Linked DNA regions of Mus musculus: region 2 is linked to region 1. Evidence: chromatin loops called from intact Hi-C (ENCODE). Cell type or tissue: left cerebral cortex. All regions are shown on one strand.

The links. A loop is a pair of places that touch in the nucleus more often than their neighbours do. Peaks named below come from ENCODE experiments on the same cell type or tissue, not always from the same donor. Only the 100,000 strongest peaks of a DNase experiment are listed, where the experiment ranks them.
Region 2: it touches region 1 in a loop (2.7-fold over the local background); 4 of 42 quality-filtered maps call a loop at or near these places.

The regions. Positions count from the first base shown.
Region 1 is chr16:93,600,825-93,608,824 of GRCm38, forward strand. It overlaps Setd4 (SET domain containing 4), which reads right to left and starts at 2,991. Exons shown (of 12, transcript NM_145482.3): 1 at 2,742-2,991; 2 at 2,313-2,387; 3 at 814-974. The coding sequence starts at 883. It overlaps Cbr1 (carbonyl reductase 1), which reads left to right and starts at 7,013. Exons shown (of 3, transcript NM_007620.2): 1 at 7,013-7,430; 2 at 7,965-8,000. The coding sequence starts at 7,142. In left cerebral cortex, no CTCF peak of the experiment used is centred here; DNase peaks (open chromatin) are centred at 3,123, 3,978 and 7,045; H3K4me3 peaks cover 2,743 bases; H3K27ac peaks cover 2,042 bases.
Region 2 is chr16:93,781,402-93,789,401 of GRCm38, forward strand. It overlaps Dop1b (DOP1 leucine zipper like protein B), which reads left to right. Exons shown (of 37, transcript NM_027293.1): 25 at 800-904; 26 at 1,011-1,077. Among named protein-coding and RNA genes, the nearest start is that of 2310043M15Rik, 9.5 kb to the right of the region's middle. In left cerebral cortex, CTCF peaks have their summits at 2,952 (motif pointing left) and 4,607 (motif pointing left); DNase peaks (open chromatin) are centred at 4,609 and 6,049.

The DNA.
Region 1 (8,000 bases):
AGCTCTCAGGAGACAGAGGCAGGCAGACATCTGTGAGTTAGAGGCTAGCCTGGTCTATATAATGAGTAGAAGCACAGCCTGGGATACGCAGTGAAACTCTATACATACACACATACACACACACACACACACACACACACACAAACACACACACATATATACACACATATATAGGATGGAGAGATGGCTCAGTGGTTGAGAGCACTGACTGCCCTTCCAGAGACCCCCAAATTCAATTCCCAGCAACCACATGGCAGCTCACAACTGCCTGTAAGTACAATTCTAGGGGACCCAACACCCTCCCACAGGCATACACGCAGGTAAAACACCAACGTACATAAAATGAAAATAAACTTATGTAAAAAGTATATAGTGAAAAAGCAATTAGAAATTAATATACCAATCTAATATAAAACACTAAAGGAGAAACAGAGAAACAAAAAGCAGATATTCAACACAGAGAAAACAAGACCAAAGACGACAGATGCAAGAAATCCATGAAAAGGCAGCATCCACCAGGCCGAGGACGAGACCAAAGTATTTCACACCGTCGATCAGACACACATCTGATCATCTTCAGAGAGAGAGAGAGCAGAGCAAAGGGATAGACAGACAGGAGGAGGGAAAGGGATGGACAGACAGAAGCAGAGCCACAGAGAAGAAACCAGAAGGAGTGTGTAAGGCACATTTCACCTCTCACAGCACACAGGGACGCCATTAACAAGTGTTCCTTAGGAACAACAGTGCTCTGAGGAGCACGGTGAGCAGACCCTCCTCTACACAGGGCTTCCTCCCAGGAGCAGCAGCCTGTACCTGCTCTTGAACCAGAGCTTCGCCGCCGTCTCTTCCTGGCCCTCTCTGTTCTTCCTCTTCGTCTCTGCATGCTATCCCTGGAGCCTGTGCTGTGTTTAGCTGAGAACAACTCGCAGCTCAGCCCTCCCTTCCAGCTGGACGAGAACCACGGGCCTGGGCACCTTTGAATATACAAATACTTATTTTGGTGAATGTTTTCAGGATTTTTTTTGTTAAGAAAATATTTATTTATTTTACATATAAATGAGTACACTGTCACTGTCTTCAGACACACCAGAAGAGGGCATTGGATCCCATTACAGATGGTTGTGAGCCACCATGTGGGTTCTGGGAATTGAACTCAGGATCTCTGGAAGAGTAGTCAGTGTTTGTAAATGCTAAGCCATCTCTCCAGCCCCATGTTTTCATTCTTTAAGGAAAAAAAAAATCCTTTTCTTAAAAGCTTTGAACACCAAACCATTTTATCTAGTGCTCAATTGGGATCCCTGAAGTAACAAGTTCCACTTATGAGGGGAAGCCTCTAAAACAGTAGTTCTCAACCTGTGATTCACAACCCCTTTGGGGTCGTCTATTAGATATGCTTCATATTGGACATGTACACTATGATTCATAATGTAGCAAAAATACAGTTATGAAATAGCGGCAAAATTATTTTATGGCTGGGGTCACTATATCATCAGGAATTGTATTTAAGGATAGCAGCATCAGGAAGGTTGAGAACCACTGCTTTAAAAGGAGCAAACAAAACCATCAGGAGGCCCTACCGACTAAAATCTCACAGCTGATTTTCTAAACATATCCTCTGGTGACTTTCACAGCTCAATGCTAGTGAACATTTAGTATAGTGCTACGTAACTGTGCTGAAGAACACACAGGGACTGGAGACACAGCTCAGTGCACAGAAGAAAACGAAGGCAAAACATCTATGCACATAAAATAATAACTAATACAAAAAATACCCGGTCATTATGAAGCACCCATCAGTTCAAAAGTCTTAGAAAAAATAAATAAGCCCCACTCGGTGTAAAGTGGATTTTTAGCTCTAAAGGTCAGAATGATTAAAATGGGCATTCGCAGTAGACTAAAGAGAGCACAAGGCAGAGAGACCGGAAGACATAAAATGACTCCATTCCACATTAGCCTCTCAGAGGCCAAAAAGGAAAGATCCAGGAACAGACAAGAGTGTAGACCAACTGTAGAAACTAACAACAGAAACACAGGCAAGCGTCCTTGGAAGATACATGCTAACATTTAAAACCATACAAGAAATACTGAGTAACACTAAAGTTGAAGAAAATTCTAGTTTAAAAGATAGGGGCGGGGAGTGGGCAGCTGGAGAGATAGCTCCGGGGTTAAGAGCGCAAGGGGCTCCTGCAGATCAGGGTTCAGTTCCTAGCACCCGTATGTGTAACTCCACTGCCTGGGGATCCAATGTCCTCTTCTAGCCTCTCTATACACTGCAAGCGTGTGGTGCGTAGACATACCTGTAGGCAACTTACCTTTATACATAAGATAAACCCCTTTGGGTCCTGCCTCTGGGTAAAAAGAATGCCAGGACTCTGTAACAAAACGCCCTAGAGAACATTATATGAAAGCATTCTTTTTTTTTTTTTTTTTTTTTTTTGGTTTTTCGAGACAGGGTTTCTCTGTGTAGCCCTGGCTGTCCTGGAACTCACTCTGTAGACCAGGCTGGCCTTGAACTCAGAAATCTGCCTGCCTCTGCCTCCCAAGTGCTGGGATTAAAGGCGTGCGCCACCACGTCCAGCATTCTTAACAGCCTTTACTACTTCCATCCTACCCTGTACCGTACTAAAGTGACATCCATCTAACATGTGCCAAACCAGTGGAAATGATTTTAAAATCTACTCTAAAAATAAAGGAGGGCAGGAAAGGACCGCCCACCAAGCCGCCCAGGTAGTTTAATCTACCTCGGCAGCAAGACTTGCTTTACGAGTCAGTCTGGAGCCAGGCACCAGGTCCGTCCTGGAGCCCACGTGTGGTGCACAAGGACGCGCAGTTCCACCGCAGCCCTGCCCCCTGCTTGCCACCGGGGCCTCAGTGATGGCCACACGCCACAGCGCCGTCCTGGCTCGCAGTCCTGGACGGACCGGACATCAATCAATCCATGCCACCCGCACCAGCGAACCAACCCAGGCCCGCTGGCCGCACACCACGCCTGCGCAGTAGTCGCTCTGGTCCTGACTTCCGTTCCGGGAGAGGTTCCACACGCGCAGAGGAAATTGGGGTCTGGAGCTACACAGAACTCAAAAAAGCCAACGGAACCCCGCTCCCGTTGCCCAGGCAACGCCAGGCCCACCGGAAGTGCTCCTGCTTACCTTAGAAACCGCGGCGAAGCCGGGGTACGGACGCAGACCGCTCCACCAGCTACGGAGAAAGCGGCTGCGGTGCGGCGAGCCTACGCCTCTGGCACGCGCATGCGCAACTCCCAGGCCTCCACAGCTACGCCATAACGCGATGAGCATAGCTGCTGACCCATGCTCCAAATAGCCAACGGGAAGTCTTTCCTCACCGTGTCCTTTCTTCCTCCGACTTCCTGCCCCCTCCACCAGACTGGCTTACCTGATCCCCACCTTGCCCTGCCCTCCAGCTGCCAGGACCCAGGCGGTCCATTCTCCCAGACAGCCTGTCCCCCGCCTTTCCTCTTATCCACTATGAAGGCATTTCTGTCTTGTCCCAAGACTGTTACTGGAACTGTTAGGGTCAGAGTAAAAGTACGAATTAGGATTATGGGAAGAAATAAAAAGAGAGAGAGAGAGAGAATTTAGACGTCCTCAAACAGCGAGGAGCAAGCTTTACTCAAAGAAGTGGGTTTTCTAGTTCTAGCTCTGCATGTCGCGATCCAAGCACGGGACTTTGTCACATAAAGACCAGAGGTCAGGAAAAGGCACATTTCATGCTTTAAGCTGGAGTTTTTGTAGCTAAGGATGTGGAAGGGAGAAAGGGACAGAATGAGAAAGCTGGGTTCTGACACTACAGCGCCTGTTGTACGTTTTTGCAACCACTGCCACTGGGATAGATATCTGATGTGTTAGAATGTCAGGTCGCGTCTTAACAGCATACTAGGCCAAAACAGTTCCACGTGGAAGAGGTTTTATTGAGAGAGAGGGACGAGGTGGCGGCGGAAAGAGAAAAGAGGGAGTGACAGAGGGGGCGTTCTCCTTATTTATATGGAAAATGACGTAATGAAGGTAAAGGTGGGAGGTGAGCCAAGTGGATGCTGGGAATATGCTGCAGGTCGCGCTGTCGCCTATGTGATGTCATAGGTTTGGGAGGTCCTGATGCTAACAATATCAGCTACTTTTTATTTCTGCAATCTCTGAATCGCTACGTTTGAATTCAATTTCAGGGTCTTGATTGGGAGGGGGGGTCGCGGGGGGGGGGTGCGGTGTTTGTTCCAGATCCTTTATATGCAAAGGATAGGGGCGACTGTTTCTGTCTACCTAGTTCCTGCTGGCAGGGAGCATCATTTTCTAGGGGTTTGATCTGGCATGACTCTAAAAGAAGTACTGTTTTGGCTTTGATTTGTATGAATAACTGAGTAATGTCAGTGAAACGATCCAAGAGAAACTTCTGTTAAAAAAACAAACAAACAAAAAAGTTAGGGCTCGGTATGATGGCACATGCCTTTAACCCCAGCACTCTGGAGGCAGAGGCAGGTGGATCTATGCTAGCCTGCTCTACCTAGCAAATCCCAAGACAGTGAGGGCTCCACAGAGAAACCCTGTCTCCAGAGAAGATGAAGGGGGGAAAAAGGTTAAAAGGCCAAAAGGTCAGGATAAGGAGGATACAGAGGAAAGTCAGGAGAATGGGGAGGAGCCAGGATGCAAGAAGGACACTGGATTTTCAGTATCTGGTCCCTAAGCCTCTGGGCCTCATACAAGCCACCTTTGATTGGTTGCTGTAAAGACAGCATTGTCCCTTGAGGAGAGTGTACATCACTCCGTGGGATGCACTGAGGAGGTCAGTCCCCACCATGGTGGCAAAGAGCCAAGTTCATCTTGAATGGCTTTGATCTGTCTTGAAACATCTTTAACAGATTGAGGCAGTTTCTAATGCAAGGCGCAAATAATAAATCAAGAGTGATCAGGAGGACCCTAGCTTGTCTCCCAAAACCTCCCCCACCCCCTAATTGTCATTCATTATGCTCTTCTGCAACTTTGTTTATTAAGACAGCAGGATCTGCACTGCCCTCAAGGTTCCTTATACACCACGAACTACCCCTGCGTGGCTTTTGTACTGAAATAATTCAATGAACATCTGTCTCACTCCAGCAACAGAAGAAAGTCCCTGGGGGTATGGAGATTGCAGACCAAATAGTCACTGATATATAAAAGAGCAAACCATAAACAGCTAAATTATCCTGGATGACAGAGCAGGTATCCAGACCATGCAAGGTGTGACCACATCTATGTGACACTGCTGAGCGCCGAGGACACTGGAGGGGTGTTTGCTCAAGCAAGACCAACAAGATCCTTTTATGCCTTGACTGTGATGGACACAAAACCTAAAATGCCAAGGAAATCATACAGAATGAATAAATTTACCTGAGGTCACAAAAGAGGAGTCTGAACAGAACTGGAAGCTTGTCTTGCTGTGGATACGTGGTGTTTTACTATACTTTCGGCAGCTCACAACCTCGTGTGACTCCAGTCTGTGGGATCTGATGCCCGGTGCCCTCTTCTGCCCTCTGGGCATGGCACATGGTACGCAGACATGGGTTCAATCAGAACACGCATACACCGTTCTTGCTTCCTGTGGTTACATGGGTTCCAAGGATTGAACTCAGGCTGCTGGGTGACCAAGGTCCTTGCCCTCACTTGCTGAGCCATCCCACCCTGGGCAGCATTTTTTTTTTTGGATTATTCAGGTTTCTTAAGCAATTGACTAGGAGCTTACTTTGAACGGCAATTTACAAGCAATGTATATGAGGCAGTAGAATATTTTGAAATGGAAATCTTATACCTGTCTCCTTTATTTTACTGTATTCCTAATACAATGACCTTCATACACACAGAGAGGTCTTCCTGTGGGGTCAGTATAACTAAAATGTCTTATTTTAATCTAAATGGCCACTTGTTTCTAATAGCAACCTACTGAATGGAGAGGAAACGAAACTTGACCTGGAGATCCCTATAGCCAGGGTGTTAGGAACCAGTGACGAAATCTGTTTCCCACGACTGAACCAAATGTCATTTTGCGAGCATATGGCATCATGTCATCTTAAAAAGGGACTAAAAGGGTGCATTGTGGTGCACAGAAGAGCAGCATCCCCTGAAGGCCCTGTACACATCTGTACACTCAATACAAACATCCAGGTAAGACAAAGCAATTAGAAGTATCTAAAGGGATACCACAGGCTAGTAAGGAATGTTTCCTGCCCAAAGATTACCCCAATAGCTTTGCTTTGGTGTCCTAAGAGGTGAATTCAACACAAATTGCGATTCCTCATCATAATCTCCCAGTTTGTCCTACAATTCAAGTTCCTACAACTTAAGTGGCAGCTTTATGTTATTTTTTTTAAACACCAGAAAGAAAACGTACAGAGGTCCAATTTGCAAGTTGGGGAAAACAGTGAAAAATTCATACAAGTAATGAGGAAGACCTAGACCCGTGGGCAAGCTGAATGCATGATTTCCAGGTGCAAAGCTGTGTTTCTCTCTCTCTCTCTCTCTCTCTCTCTCTCTCTCTCTCTCTCTCTCTCTCTCTCTCTCTCTCTCTCTCCCTCCCTCCCTCCCTCCCTCCCTCCCTCCCTCCCTCCCTCCCTCCCTCCCTCCCTCCCTCCCTCCCTCTCTCTCTCTCTCTCTCTCTCTCTCTCTCTCTCTCGCCTTCTCCTGCAGTCTTGCCTGGCAGCTGGCTTCAACACGCCTTCAGGAAAAAGCCTGAGATGTCAGTCATTTGACCTGGCCGGTTTTTTTCCTGGCTGGTATGTAACCCCCAACTGCATAATGCATAATCTGAGATAACAGACAACCTGACACCTTTCGTTGCATGGTAAACTTTTATTTAAAAAAAAAACAAAAAACAAAAAAAAAAAAACGGAGTTCAGGTAAGGTGAGCCATTTCCTAAATACACAGCAATTTGACAAGAGGCAACTTTAAAATCCACACTAAACAACAAACACACCCCCCACCAGCCACGCCCCCCGTAGGGAGGGGGCTTAAACTGCGCATGCGTGCTAGGTGCGACATTGTCGACGCCAATTTCAGTCCGCCAGTGAACCGGTCTTGAACCACTCTCCAGCAGCCTCGAGAGGCAGAGTTTGCGCCAAGTTCCTTGGTCTCCGACGGCCTCCCTTCTCACGCAGCCATGTCTTCCAGCAGACCCGTGGCGCTGGTGACCGGTGCTAACAAAGGAATCGGATTCGCGATCACTCGTGACCTGTGTCGGAAATTCTCCGGGGACGTGGTGCTCGCGGCGCGGGACGAGGAGCGGGGCCAAACGGCAGTGCAAAAGCTGCAGGCGGAGGGCCTGAGCCCACGCTTCCACCAGCTGGACATCGACAACCCGCAGAGCATTCGCGCACTGCGCGACTTTCTGCTCAAGGAATACGGAGGCCTGGACGTGCTGGTCAACAACGCAGGCATCGCCTTCAAGGGTAAGCCATTGGGTGTGGAGATGGAAGGTGGCTTCCCCAGAGCCTGGTGGCAAGGTGGGCTGTGCCTCTCTGGGATCATTACTAGGACCAGGAGCACTATGCTGTAGGACTCTGAAACAGATCCCCTGGGAGAAACAGGACAGGGTAGTAGGGGCTGCAGGAAAGCAGAGCCTCAATGTTCGCCATCATTTCTAGGTTTCCCTCACCCAGTTGTTGAGTAATTGAATTGGACTTGGCGATACTTAAGTGGAACTATATCTGATACTGAAATAAGCAAGAGATTGAGGAGAGAGAAAGAGACAGAGGGAAACGGTGTTTCCTTAAGATCCTGATATATACAAACTTCACCTAGCCACCCCCAGTGGTGGTGGTGTCTTTCAAGCACAATAGAAAATTGTCAGATGGACAGTGATGCAGAGCTGTATGTAAACAAGACTGTACTTGCAAGTGGATCTCTAAAGCTCTAGCTTACTTAGGTCTTTACATTTCCACTCCGCTAACTCGGTTCTCTTCTCCCCCCCCCCCCCCCGAAAGTCAATGACGACACCCCCTTCCACATTCAAGCAGAGG
Region 2 (8,000 bases), 180 kb after region 1:
TCCTTGGTTCGCACAGTTAACATCTCAGCTACTCCTCCTCTTCACAGTGTGCAGCCACAGACAGGTAAACTGAGGACTGCCATCCCAGCAGTCACTGGGCTGATTGATGTTAAATTCAAACTAGTGTCAGCCTTCTCTCAGGAGCATCTTTTGCAGTCTTCTGGGCTAGTCATGCCACTCTTTGGGATAGCCAGTGCTACTGTGACACCAGCTGACCTCTGTGGCTTTTAGTGGCTCTGAGCTGCTCAGCAGCTTCAGGGCAGATTTTTATCGTCCTTCTGCTGCAGAGGAGGAGCCACCAAGGTGGAACAAGAGGCAGGAAGGTAGGCACCAGGGTGTGGACCTGGGGCCCTCTGACTGCATCTGTGCTTTAGCAAACTGTACTGCAGTGCCTGGCTGCACAGCCGAGATGTCAGCACCCTCCTCGCTGCCGTAGAGGCCTGACCCTCTCGAGAGCTGCCCTGGGCAATGGTCAAATGCGTGTTTCACCTCCCTTCACGCTGCGTCTTTACCACCCATGATGCATGCTGTCCTCAGCGCTGGGCAAGCATGGCCAAGAATGAAAGCTGAGCAGCTGGCCAAGGCTTTCATTTTCCAGACAGTGAAAGGCGGAGTGGCCACATGTCAGAAGCTGCTCCAGGTTCCCCACCTGCAGGTGCTTGCCCCAGGACTGACTCTGAGCTTGCAGAGACTGTAATAAACTAAGCCGGGCAGCCATGAGGCCAGGCAGCTGTGCTGTTCTCCCAGCTGCTTCCCTGCATCTGAAATGTGCTCAGATTTGGTCTTGTTTTTTAAACAGACTGTCCATACCAGACCTGCAGGAGGCCTTCCCTTCCCTCCTGGGCGTCCTGAAGGAGGCTGCGCAGCTGAACCTGGCTCCCCCTGGATACTTTCTGCTTCTCAGGTATAGATTCTCCACATCCACACAGATACAGTGTTTTCTATAGGAGGGATACATTTTATCTTTATTTCTGTAACATTTTGACCAGAAGCTGATTGTCTCTCAACAGCATGTTGAATGACTTTGTGACAAGAACACCCAACCTGGAAAGCAAGAAGGACCAAAAAGACCTGCAGGTGTGTATATGAGACTGTTGGGGAAGGTCCAGTAGTCTGTCATCCTGTAGTCTGTAAGAATGCCACTGTTGCTAATAACCCTTACCCAGAACTGCATCTTAGCTTTGCCTGGGTTCTAAGCCTCTTCCACTCAGGAAGGAAGATCAAGCAGTCTTGGGCAGGGTCTATTGTGAGCTGGGCATTGATATCTCTAAAGCACGAATCTTTCTCCTCCCAGGAAGCTTTCCTTAAAACTTTCTCTTTGCCCCAGTATAAAAGCAAAGCGTGTTCATAAGAAAATTCAAAAATTCAAACAGTAAAACTTACCCAGATGTAGTGGCCCATGCGTATAATCCCAGCATTGAGGACCAGAATACTAAAACCAGGGTGCTGAGGCAGGGGGATTGCTATGAGTTCCAAGCCACATAGTGAATTCTATGGCTACTTAGTAAGGATCCATCTCAAAAACAAACAAACAAACAAACAAACAAACAAAGTCATGATATACTTCGGGCATCACTGGTCTGCAGTTACGAATATTAAGTCTGTGGCTATTCTTTTTAACCAAAGACTCAATTAAAAATAGATGTACAGTATTCCTTGACTACAGAGATGACCACTCAACCATTTATAGTCATCTGAATGTCTACTCAGTGGCTGGTACTATACTTGGGTATCCAGGGCTTAAGTGCAGCCCAGAGCATTTAGATCAAGGCTTTTTGGGTTTTTTGTTTTGTTTTGGTTTTTGGTTTTTTTTTTCAAAGGTTTTATTTATTTTATATATATGATGAGTACACTGTAGCTGCCTTCAGACACACCAGAAGAGGGCATCAGACCCCATTACAGATGGTTGTGAGCCACCATGTGGTTGCTGGGAATTGACTCAGGACCTCTGGAAGAGCAGTCAGTGCTCTTAACTGCTGAGCCATCTCTCCAGCCTGACCAAGGAGCTTTTAAAGGCAAAAGTTACTTCCTGTTGTTTCCCTCTGCAGCTGCAGGGGAGGTTTGCAGAAGCAAGCAGTTAAAGAGCAGCTAAGGTAAGTTAGCTGGGGGCGTCTTGGCCTCTGGTCCTGGAATAGAGTTGGGCAGTTTTCTACAGGATTCTCCATCAAGGAGATCAAATTCTAGTTAAACCTGACATGGCCTGAGCAAGACTACAGATGAAAGAAGCTCTGCCCTGTCCTGCCCTGTCACACTCACATGTAAGATGGAGGAACCCCTGCCCTGTCCTGCCCTCATCCTCTCCATCTCCCACCTCCCTTAGGATTGTGTCTAACTCTCTTACAACCTAATTCTGGCTTCATGACACATGTACACACGCATGCACATTCATGCCTACATATACACACATAGTTGCATACATACAGATAGAAAGTTCACATTATTTGTCTTATTTTGCTAACATGATGATTTCCAGTTGCCTCAATCTTCCTGCAAAAGAAGATTCATTTATTTTTCCTTACAGCTACAATTTTTACCGCATTTTCCTACCTATCTGTTGATGGACATCTAATCTGGTTCTCTTTCCTCCTGGCCCTGTTTTCTGAGAAATGGTCTTGCTGTGTAGCTCAGGTTAGCTTTAAACTCAGAGTCTTCCTGCCTCAGTCTCCTCAGGGCTTGGGTCATAGGCCTAGGCCGCCAGCCCAGGCTGGTCTCACTGTTTCTGTGCAGCTGGGGACCAGCCAGGACTCCTGAGCTGTATACCAAGTCACTTCAAAATTCTTACTCTTGCTGAGTTTCCCAGAATAGCTTTCTGATCTTCCTGCTTTCGCCTATAGTTGAGGCTTGAGAGATGTCTCAGTGATTACGAGCACCAGCTGCTCTTGCAGAGGACGAGGGCTTGGTTCCCAGCACCCACATGGTGACCCACAACCATCTGTAACTCCAGCTCCAGAGGATCTGGCGCCCTCCAATGGACTCCAGTGGCACTGCATACATTTGGTGCACAGACATACTTGCAGACAAAGCACCCTAAAATAAAAATAAATAAATCGTAAAGCTCTTATTGCACTTAAACAGGCAACATTTTGTTATAGTATTCCAGCAGGCCCGCCATGGAAGCAGCTTTTCCAGATGAAGGAAAACTAAGGAACCAGTGACCTAACGGGATTCTGAGTTGTTCTGTGTATGGGGACAGAGGGCAAAGCACATTAACACAAACTCCCAGAACCTGTTGTTTCGTGTCAGGCTACTCCTCAATGGAGTTTAAGCAGAGACCAGTTAGCACAGCCATTCAAACGTTCCTTGCCTGGAGGTTGCAGGGTTTTTTGTTTGTTTGTTTGTTTGTTTGTTTGTTTGTTTATTATATGTAAGTACACTGTAGCTGTCTTTAGACACTCCAGAAGAGGGCATCAGATCTCATTACAGATGGTTGTGAGCCACCATGTAGTTGCTGGGATTTGAACTCTGGACCTCTGGAAGAGCAGTTGGGTGCTCTTACCCACTGAGCCATCTCACCAGCCCCCACCCCACCCCCCACCCCCGTTGCAGGTTTTCTTCTTGCTTTCTAGGAAGGCAGGGTAGCAGCCTACAGGTTGGGACAGAGCTGCCGTGGAGCCCTCCACCAGTAGTGCTTGGCTGTGACACCTACCACTGTCTGGGATTCAAAGAAGACAGTTTGGGGAGCTGAAGAGATGGCTCAGAGGTTAAAGCACTGACTGCTCTTCCAGAGGTCCTGAGCTCAGTCCCCAGCAACCACATGGTGGCTCACAACCATCTGTAAAGAGATCTGAGGACCTCTTCTGGTGTGTCTGAAGAGAGCCACAGTGTGGTCACTTACATAAAATAAATAAATCTGAGGAGGAAGAGGAGTCTGGGGGAAAAAGAGAGAGGAGGAGGAAGAGGAGAAGAAGATGATGATAAAGATGATTCTTGAATTTATTTACAGTTTTGATCAAAACCTGGAGAGAAAGAAATTTTTCTTCTGCCCCTGTCTTCCCCAAATCAAGCTACCAGGTTTAGAAAGGACAGAACAAAAGCCAGGAATGTGTAGATTTACACACAGACCCCCTAAGTAAAAGGCAGGTTTATTCAGGATTAGTTACGGGGGTCGTCAGGGTAGGAGGTCCATGAAATCACCACGATGGTCTGGGTTTGGGGGTCTGGTCGTGTGTCCTGTGTCAAGTGGTCACTTTAGAATCTGAAACCAAGTGTGTGCTTTGTCCAGTGTTCTGGGCCGGCTTCTGTAAGCCTGGCAACCTGGTGGGACTCTCTTTGTTCTGTCTCGGAGTCCCACGAGCACTGGCTTCTTCCTGGTGGAGGAGGGGTGTCTTCTTTGTCCCAAAGACCTCCCGCCTGACAGTCACCTTTTGAAAACAGGTTTTGGTTACTTGGGCTCTGTTAAAATTGCCCTGGTTTCAGGTACATTTCTCAGTCTCAAGGGATTTGGGACTTTGTGACATCCGAATACCTTTTACTGCGTTGCCACATGGAGTCCATCAGGGCAGCTGAGGTACTTAAAAGGGATCTAAGCTGCTTGCTTGTTCTAGAGGGTCCCAGCAGAGCTGAGTGCAGCTGGAGCCAGCGGTGAAGCTAGTGAACATCGCCACCTACTGGAGGGATTCGAGCAGAGCACTCGCTCACTGTCAATAGAGCGTTACCATCCCCACAGCTCACCGTTGCCTAAAGGCATTACTGGTGAGCCCTTCTGGGTTTCAGTCTGTCCCAATGACGAGGAGTAAAGAGGTGGCCCTAGAGTTTCCCTGGAGTCCACCTAAAGTGGCAGCATCATAGAACAAAGTTACACTCCTGTGGAATATAGACAGGGCATAGTTAAAATTTACTCTAAAACAAGCAGCCAATGCAAAACACAGCTCCTGCTTCAAAGGGAATTAGAGTTTATTCTGAGCCAAATATGAGTGGCCATGGCCTGAGGCACAGGTTTGGGTTGCTGTGACCGATGTGTTCCGACACCAGAAGCAATTGGATGGACTTTCATTGTCATAGAACAAGAAAGCCATAGAGCAAGGCACACTCAGTAGTCAGAGGGAGCACGGGGAGCAGGTGAGGCAAGCCAAGCTCTATCACATGGTGTCTTTAGCGGTTATGGGTTTTGCCTGACCGTTGAAAGGATGTTAAGTCAGCCGGAGGTGTGGGGATGGATTCCGATACTGAACTAAAGGCAGTTCATAGAGCCCCCAGCTCTGCGTCTGCAGCATACCTAGTCTCTGCAGCCCTCAGTGGCTAAGAAAGGGTGCTACCTTTTGTCGGGGATCATCAGTTCACAAAGCTCCATTCCCTCAGAATACATTTAAGAGTATTGGGTCAGCGGCCAAGAAGACTTGCTCTTCTTGTGGGGAACCCAAGTTTGGTTCCCAGCAACCACATTGTTATAAAATACAATTGACCCATCCAGCAGGTCCAGTTATTCGAGGGTCTCGAGGGGACCTTCTCCTAAGAACCAAATGGGGGGAGGGAGAGACGGAAACCAAGTGCAAGAACGACAAGGAAGCAGTCTGAGTAGCATCAAGGTCTCTCTGTATTCAGCAAGGTTCAAGGCTTAAATGCACAAGCAAAGGAGGAAGTACTTCTCAGCAGGAGGGATGGGGCAGCGGAAATTTTTCTTTTGGCAACTACACGGGGGAAGCAGGAACTTGGTGGTATCAGGGTACATCTTGTGGTCAGGACATCTGGCGCTGACTTAGGGCTGGAACATTCTGTGGTTGTTCTTGGAACGGTGCGTCGGTGGCCCGCTTTTGACCCCCTTTTCTTCTCGGGGGAGAGGCCCAATTAGAGATCAAGACAATAGAGTTGTCTTAATATCTCCCAACATACAATGGGATGAGAGGAAGAGGGAGAGAGAGTGTGTGTTTTATCAAGAGAAGGCCAGTTTTTATGTTTTTAAATATTTTTCTTTGATATTTCATAGGCTCATTTGATGGAACTCATTTCCCAATACCCTCTCCTCCCCCTCCTGCACCTACTGACCTGGCTCCTCCCCACAGGTACTAACAAGTCACTGAGCTCAAAGGGGGCTGTGTGCCTGACCACACGTGGGGCGTGGGTGTGGATAGCCTGGCTGTGGTTACCCAACTGGGGAGACTGTCTGCCTCTGCCGTGACCAACAGAGAAAGCTTTGTTGTAAGCATAAAGTTCTAGATTCTGGTTTTCTATATGTGCATAAATTTTGTTCTTAGAATACAGACAGTGCCCTCCTTTTTTTATAGCTAGCTATAAATTAGATATAAATCCTTTCTCTTAACACATGAGTTTACAGGCCTCCCAGTACGGCTTACAGCTTTTATAACTGCTCAGGTCGTCAGTGATGGCACACCTGTGTGCTCTTCATGCCTTTTAAGTGAATGTATATGTCCTGCTTTAGGCTGGGCACAAGAAGAAGACCAAACAAAATTACATTTCTTGAGTTTAAAAATATTGGAAAGTATAACCAGCACTTAATTACAAGCCTCTAGAATCCAGTTTATGTCTATATTTAACATATAGTCTTTCGAGTGACACTTTTTCTGAGGAGGTGTGAACACACATCGATTTCCCCCAGATAGGAACGGATGACTGAGCCGCAGGCCTCAGTTCCTGAGCTGAGTCTCCTAGCACAGGGCAGGGCAGGGCTTTGGAGGCGGACCACTTTTGCTCCTAGCATGATAAACCACAGAAAGCCAGAACTAGAAAAGACGGCTTTTTAATAGCAGATGGAAATGTTAGGAGGTTGCTCCCAGCACTGTGGAATAACTGGTTTTTACTTGGTTTTTATTCGGTTGGTTTTTTGCGCTGCAGTGTGGTGGAAGGGGTTGAATCCAGGGCCTCCTGCATGGGAGGGGAAAGCACTCCTGGCTTCAGCGACTGTTAGCAAATAACCTGCGTGTTCTCCAGCTTCCTTCAGGATGACTGCTTACTTAGAGTGGTGTTCCTGGAGTTTCAGGCAGAAGCCATTGCTCCTGCATGTGTGCTTGCCTCTGTGTGTGTGTGTGTTTGTGCGCATGTGCGAGAACATGGGGTCCTGGCTGGTGGCACTGTTGGGGAAGAATATGGAACCATTAAGAGTGGGAGTCTCTGGAGGGAGTAGATCACTGATGGAGCCTTAAGGCTTTATAGCCAGCCCCCACTTCCTGTATGCTCTCTGCTTCCTGGGGTAAATACAGTATATCTAGCTGGCCCCCACTGAGAAAGAATTATCACTTCAAAATGTAAGCCAGAATTACCAACACCCAGCTCCACCCCAGCCCCACCCCTTTTCACCCCCTGCCTTACATTGTTTTCAGATATTTGGTCATAGCAACAGAAAGGAAAACCACTCGAAGGTCCAGCAAGCTAGGCTCAACTACTGGTCCACTGCTCCAGTGTCCGCAGGTACCTCCCCAGAGCCCTAACAAACACTCAAGGTTTACACAGAGCAATAATTGAGGGGTAGGCAGGAGATGCTCATAGCAGGCCTAGCGAAGGTGTGGTCTGGGCTTCTTGTCATAAAGATGTTTATCCACTGGCACCTTGAGGAAAAAGAGAGTCTCATGGTCAGCCAGAGAGAGAGCAAGATGGAGACATGCGGTGGCCAGTGTTCTCAGTGTCGAAGCATGATGGAGGGGAGAGTGGGTGACTAGTGCTCTCTATCCACTTTGTCACCGTGCACAGCTTGTTACTTACAATTGTACCTTAGATCCCGGGCGGGCGAGCACCAGTCCCAGGAGGTTGATGTGGTTTTTGTCTCGGGGGCGGGGCACTGTTGGGAGGTGCTGCTGCTGTTGTTTTGGTTGTTTGGAACAGGAGTCTCCCTGAGTAGCCCTAACCCTAACCCTAACCCTAACCCTAACCCTAACCCTAACCCTAACCCTAACCCTAACCCTAACCCTAACCCTAACCCTAACCCTAACCCTACCGTAACCCTAACCCTAACCCTAACCCTAACCCTAACCCTAACCCTAACCCTACCGTAACCCTAACCCTAACCCTAACCCTAACCCTAACCCTAACCCTACCGTAACCCTAACCCT